Linked DNA regions of Mus musculus: region 1 is linked to region 2. A link is a loop called in an ENCODE intact Hi-C map of the cell type or tissue named here. Cell type or tissue: left cerebral cortex. All regions are shown on one strand. Each heading gives the region's core, and the rest is flanking DNA. Links, peaks and the distances in the headings are about the cores only. Region 1 holds the start of Ddx27 (DEAD box helicase 27). Region 2 overlaps Cse1l (chromosome segregation 1-like (S. cerevisiae)).

What was found. A loop is a pair of places that touch in the nucleus more often than their neighbours do. Peaks named below come from ENCODE experiments on the same cell type or tissue, not always from the same donor. Only the 100,000 strongest peaks of a DNase experiment are listed, where the experiment ranks them.
Region 1: a loop joins it to region 2, with 2.3 times the contacts of the local background. A loop is called at or near these places in 30 of 42 quality-filtered maps.

The regions. Positions count from the first base shown.
Region 1 is chr2:167,013,459-167,016,369 of GRCm38, reverse strand. It overlaps Ddx27 (DEAD box helicase 27), which reads right to left and starts at 1,057. Exons shown (of 21, transcript NM_153065.3): 1 at 944-1,057. The coding sequence starts at 1,036. In left cerebral cortex, for the core only: CTCF peaks have their summits at 1,186, 1,808 (motif pointing right) and 2,783 (motif pointing left); a DNase peak (open chromatin) is centred at 1,116; H3K4me3 peaks cover 1,430 bases; H3K27ac peaks cover 985 bases.
Region 2 is chr2:166,943,779-166,946,689 of GRCm38, reverse strand. It overlaps Cse1l (chromosome segregation 1-like (S. cerevisiae)), which reads right to left. Exons shown (of 25, transcript NM_023565.3): 24 at 2,082-2,313; 25 at 301-986. The coding sequence ends at 897. Among named protein-coding and RNA genes, the nearest start is that of Gm31204, 38 kb to the right of the region's middle. In left cerebral cortex, for the core only: a CTCF peak has its summit at 1,074 (motif pointing left); a DNase peak (open chromatin) is centred at 1,027.

The DNA of each region.
Region 1 (2,911 bases), core at 291-2,790, 70 kb before region 2:
ACTACTGAGGGAAGCCTTCCAGGCAGAGAGCAGAAGTGTGAAGAGAAGCTGGGCACACCTTTAATCCCAGCACTCAGGAGGCAGAGGCAGGCAGATCTGAGTTCGAAGTCTACCGAGGTAGGTCCAGGACAGCCAGGGCTATAGAGAGAAAGCCTGGGGGAGTGGGCTGGGTAGAGATGTGAAAGGCTCTGAGCAGAAAAAGAACACAAGTTTCTAAGACATGAAATGGAATGGTATGTCGGTGTTGCCAGGACAAGGAAGGCTGCTGAGGGTCAAATGGCAGAAAAGACAACAGAGCCTGGCCTGACTCTGAAAGCCACAAAAACTTAGCTGCATGGCTGGAACCACTCAGACCACTGAGACCACTCAGCTACTTGGTAAGGAGACCACCAAGCTGGAAACTGAAGTATGTGAGGGGCACAGGTTTGCAGGTGTGCGGGTGGGACTTGCAAAGACCGGAGTGTGGATGGACAGAGGGATAGAAGCCTTGGACAGACGCCTAAACTGACCAGCAGAGCTCCAAACGACCTCCCAGCAACATCCTTAAAGACTGGAGCCTTAGACATCAGCTTTCTCGGAATCGGACTGCAGAGGGCCTGGGCCATCCTTAGTGTCGTGTGAGGCTGGCTGACGCCGGTGTGAGGCACTGAGAGTTTGGGTTTGGGTCTTTTTCTCTCGCCACTCACCCTGGAGCCACTTTCTCAGGGCTACATCCCCACCGCCTAGCATCACTAGAACCCCCTTGGGAGGCTTGATGGATAGGTGGGAGCATGTGTCCCCGACTGGGCAGGAAGCAAGACTGACTTCGCCTGCGAAGTTCGACTCCGCACAGCTTGGTGACACGGCCTGCATGGGGACACCTGAGCACGCTGAGGAGGGCCTGGGGCCCGCAGCTGGTTCCCGGCCGCTCCCGCCCACGGCCCCTTCTCCCGCCGGCTCCTACCTCCTCCTCCTCGTCTCCGGAGTCCGACTCGGGCTCAACCGGCACCTCGTCATTCTCGCCGATGGTCCGGATGAAGCCGAGCTCCGCCAGCATGCTGAAGAAGCAGCCACTTCCGGACGTAGCGAGTGCGGCGCGCCGACACGACCCGCCTTTTCCGCGACCCGCTCGGCGTCGCGCGCATGTGCTTCACGTCACTTCCGCTCGGGGGCGGCACTTTGAGACTTCGCGGGCCTGCGTGGTTTCCAATAATAAAATCAAATGGGTGGGGCGTTGTTTAGATTAGAAAACTACTTTGTTTTGGGAAAGAAATAGAAGTCTGAGAGTGTGTAAAGGTGAGGGAAAAATTAGAAGTATGTGTACATTTGGGAACTTAACAACAAAATGGTAGTCAGGGCTGCCATCTGGCTCAGCATGGCAAAGGCCACACTACTCCTGAGTGCGATCCCGGTACCTACAAGGGGAAAGAAGAGCTCGGAATCCAGAGTTGTCCTCTGATCTTCACACCCTTTTCAAGTGAACACGCCCCTCTGTATACACAATTATAATAATTAACAGGGGGCTGGATTCCTGGAGGGCTGGTTTAGTGGCTAAGAGCACTGGTTGCTCCTGCAGAAGACCCAGGTTTGATTCCTAGCACCCACAAGGTGGCTCACAGCTGTCTGTAACTCCGTATCTGACCTCTGCGGCCACTGGGAACATCTGGTGCACAGACATGTATGCAGGCATGATGCAGGCACATAAAAGTTTAAATAATAGATAATATTTTAAGGATGGTCGAATTGTAAGTTCTATTTTCTTTTCTTTTTTTTTTTTTAAAGATTTATTTATTATTATATGTAAGTACACTGTAGCTGTCTTCAGACCCACCAGAAGAGGGAGTCAGATCTTGTTACGGATGGTTGTGAGCCACCATGTGGTTGATGGGATTTGAACTCTGGACCTTTTGGTCTGTATCCCTTCTTTTCCACTGCCTCTGGTGAGTAGTAGACTACAAGAGAGGTTAAAGCATTTATGAACCATTATTAAAAGTACGGGTATGGGCTGGTGAGATGGCTCAGTGGGTAAGAGCACCCGACTGTTCTTCCGAAGGTCCAGAGTTCAAATCCCAGCAACCACATGGTGGCTCACAACCATCCGTAACAAAATCTGACTCCCTCTTCTGGAGTGTCTGAAGACAGCGACAGTGTACTTATATATAATAAATAAATAAATAAATAAAATCTTAAAAAAAAAAAAAAAAAAACATTAAAAGTACGGGTACTTGGGAGGCAGAGGCAGGCAGATTTCTGAGTTTGAGACCAGTCTGGTATACAAAGTGAGTTCTGGGACAGCCAGGGCTATATAGAGAAATCCTGTCTCAGAAAAAAAAAAAAAAAAAAAAAGCCAGGCATGGTGACACATGCCTTTAATCCCAGCACTTGGGAGGCAGAGGCAGGCAGATTTCTGAGTTCAAGCCAGCCTGGTCTACAAAGTGAGTTCCAGGACAGCCAGGGCTATACAGAGAAACCCTGTCTCAAAAAACCAAACCAGAGAAAAAAAAGAGAAAGAAAGAAAACAAAACAAAACAAAAAATACGGTCGAGAAAAAAAAATTAAAGCTACAACTGTGTCTGCATGCACACAGCTCTCCACCATGAAGACAATGAACAAAAGCGCTGAAATTGTAAGAACAGCCTAATTAAACGCTTTGTCATGGTGTCCCTTCACAGTAATAAAACAGTGACCAAGGACTCAGCGGTTAAGAGCACCAACTGCTCTTTCAAAAGTCCTAAGTTCAATTCCGAGCAATCATATGGTGGCTCACAACCATGAGTAATGAGATCTGACGCCCTCTTCTGGTGTGTGTGAAGAAAGCAATGGTGTACTCGTAACACAAAATAAATAAATCTTAAAAAAATAAAAAGCTGGGCATTGGTTGCACACGCCTTTAATCCCAGCACTTGGGAGGCAGAGGCAGGTGGATTTCTGA
Region 2 (2,911 bases), core at 114-2,613:
TGGAAGAAGACAACCAACATAGGCACGCATAAGAATTGCGTGGAAGAGAAATCATTTGGTAAGCTGTCCATAACAAAATTGCTTGGCCTGTGACCACATGAAGGTCCAGGTTAAAAACAACAAATACAGTTCCTTTTAGCAGAAAGCACAGTCAATGACGGCTGCTCTAATCCTAACCCTTCCACAGGACTTGTCAGTAGGAAGCCCTTAACTCAGTCTGGGATGCCTGGCAAGCTCCAGATCTGCCCGAAGGACTGTTTTGCTTAGACTCTTAAAAAAAGAAAACAATAAAAACCACCATTCTGAGTTTAAATGATTTAAAAATTAGTATTTTTATGGAGTCCAGATGGGGAAAGTAGATTTAAAGAAATTCTTCATTTCATCAAAGTTTCAGAAAGCACCAAATCCTGTCCTGAAGACACTTTTAGATACACATTTTGGGTTTTTATTGCTGATTACAGACTTTAACTACGAAATGTGCATTGCAAGTCAACAAGACTTTTTCATATGTCCAATAAAAGTTTAAAGAAACAGACAAAATCCACAAAGGACAAGAGAAATACAAGCTTCAAAACAATAGAAATTAAGTCTCCACAGTCAAGGCCTGCCAAAAATTTGAAATAACCCAAACCGTGCAAATGTTCAACAGAGACCATGGCCATACATGGGATTGTAAATACTTGTCCCATTAAGGACAAAGTAGACAAGTTATCAGTTATATTGATGATCAAGACAAACAACCTCATTGGCTTACAGCAATATTTTCTGTCCTCTGTAAGAGTTTGTGACAAGTTCAAGAGGTTGGAAACCTGTGTTGCTTCAGCAGGGCCGTGCTCAGAAGTCCACATGGTTCTAAGAAACCATCCTCAGCCGCTGCATGGTCAGGAAGATGGAGTTCACAACAGGGTCACACTGGCTGCCTGCAGGTAACCTTGGAGATACTGCAAGGCTTCTGCATTGAGGCTGGTGCTCACCATCGAGGGAACCTACAGGAGAGTGAAACCACATGGTGTAGGAGGCTCTTATGTACAAATGCAAACTGGGGCCTAAATGAAACGCTGCCACCATGTGGGGAAAAGGCAGCCAGTCACTGTCCACTGGAGAGCCAAATAATCTAACTTATTTCAGACATTCAAAACAGCTAGGCATTCACCACAGCAGCCGAGCAAAGATACTTGTGGTGTGGTCATAGGAGTACTGAGTACTGAGCACCAAGCCTAACTAAGTTTGCTTCCCAGGACCCACTCCTTGGAAGATGAAAAGTGACAAGTAGCTCTGTGACCTTTACACATCTCAAAAAATAAAGGTAGATAGATGCCCCCCCCTGGGGGGGGGGATCAAAGATCTCGCACACGTGCATGCACATGCGTGCGTGCACACACATACACACACTCTCTCTCTCTCACAGTAGATCCATAAGGAACTTCTTTTGTACTGTGGTTGATAAAAGGACTTTGTGTTTTTAGTTTATGGACATAATCTTGTTAGGTATCCCAGGTTAGCCTCAAACTCACAGCTACCTATGCATCTGATCTGGGACTGTAAGGATTCAGCCACTATACATTTGGCAAAAGAAAAACTTTTGCTTTTCAAAGACTAAGTACTTAGGCATACTTATCCTAATAACCCTTGCTACAGAAAATAATAAAACATGGTTAATTATTTTAACTAAGTGTACCAGGGTTGGTTGTCCCTATGTGTGAAAAATAAAACCCATAGTTTCAGATAGTATATCTGAAAGACTAGCTAAATGCAATTAAAGGTCCAGTCTTTGATTAAAGACATACTATTTAATTTTTGAGTATGTTACCATTCTGTTTTCTTTCTTTTTTTTCTCCAAAATTTTTTTTCTCGGATATTTTCTTTAGACAGGGTTTCTCTGTACTGTATAGTGCTAGCCATCCTGGAACTCTGTAGACCAAGTTACCCTTCTCAGTACTGGCATTAAAGGCTTGTGCCAACCACCATCCAGCATACTTATTAAAAAAATAAAGCACTCCCTAAGCTCAACTGGAGAGAGCAGGGTAAGACCTCATCTTCTTACTTCCCAGTCAGAGTCCCACAGCACCACGGATACTTACCCTTCCAGGACAAGCAGTTGACAGTTTGTGAAGTGACTGTGCCAGATGGATTTTGGGGTTGTTTACCATCTGACCTACAGGATCATGTTCCTTTTTACCAGCAAATGCCAGCTGTGAGAAGGCAGTCTGGTATCCTGGTGTATCTTCTATGTCAATGAAATGCTCTTCATCAGGAATGCTGTCATCTTCAGGTAATTCAAACAGGCCAATGAGAGATTGTAACAAAGGAGTCCTGGATTGGACAGTGCAGACAAAACCAAAGCAAATTTACTTTTAAGAGCCAGGCATGGAGGCTTATGCCTGAAATCTCAGCTCTCAGGAAGTAGAGACATGTAGACTGCTGTGAGTTCCCCAATGCTACTCAGTAAAATACAATGTTAGGGTTCTGCGTTACTGAATAAAATGCTTGCCACACAAGGTTAACAGCTAGAGTCAGTTTCCTAGAATCCATAAAGGAATCACCAAGCTCCAGATTCAGCGAGAGACCAAGCCTCAAGAAAAGTGAAGTGTGACTGGAAGACAGACACCCCAGAGGTCCACTCATGACAAGCATACCCCCACACACATGCTAATACACATGTGAACATAAACATGTATACATACATAAAGACAAGACCAAAACAAAAAGCCCTAAGAGACAAATCGTGCACAGCGGCCACACCTGTGTCACAGAGACAAATCCTGCACAGCGGCCACACCTGTGTCACAGGGTTACTTGGAAGAAGCAAAAATCTTATTAGACTCAGAGGCTCTCAGAGGAGGTGAATGTATGGAAATTTATTTGTAATTTCTAGGAGAGATATATCCTCTTCAAAATAAGAGTAAAGGCT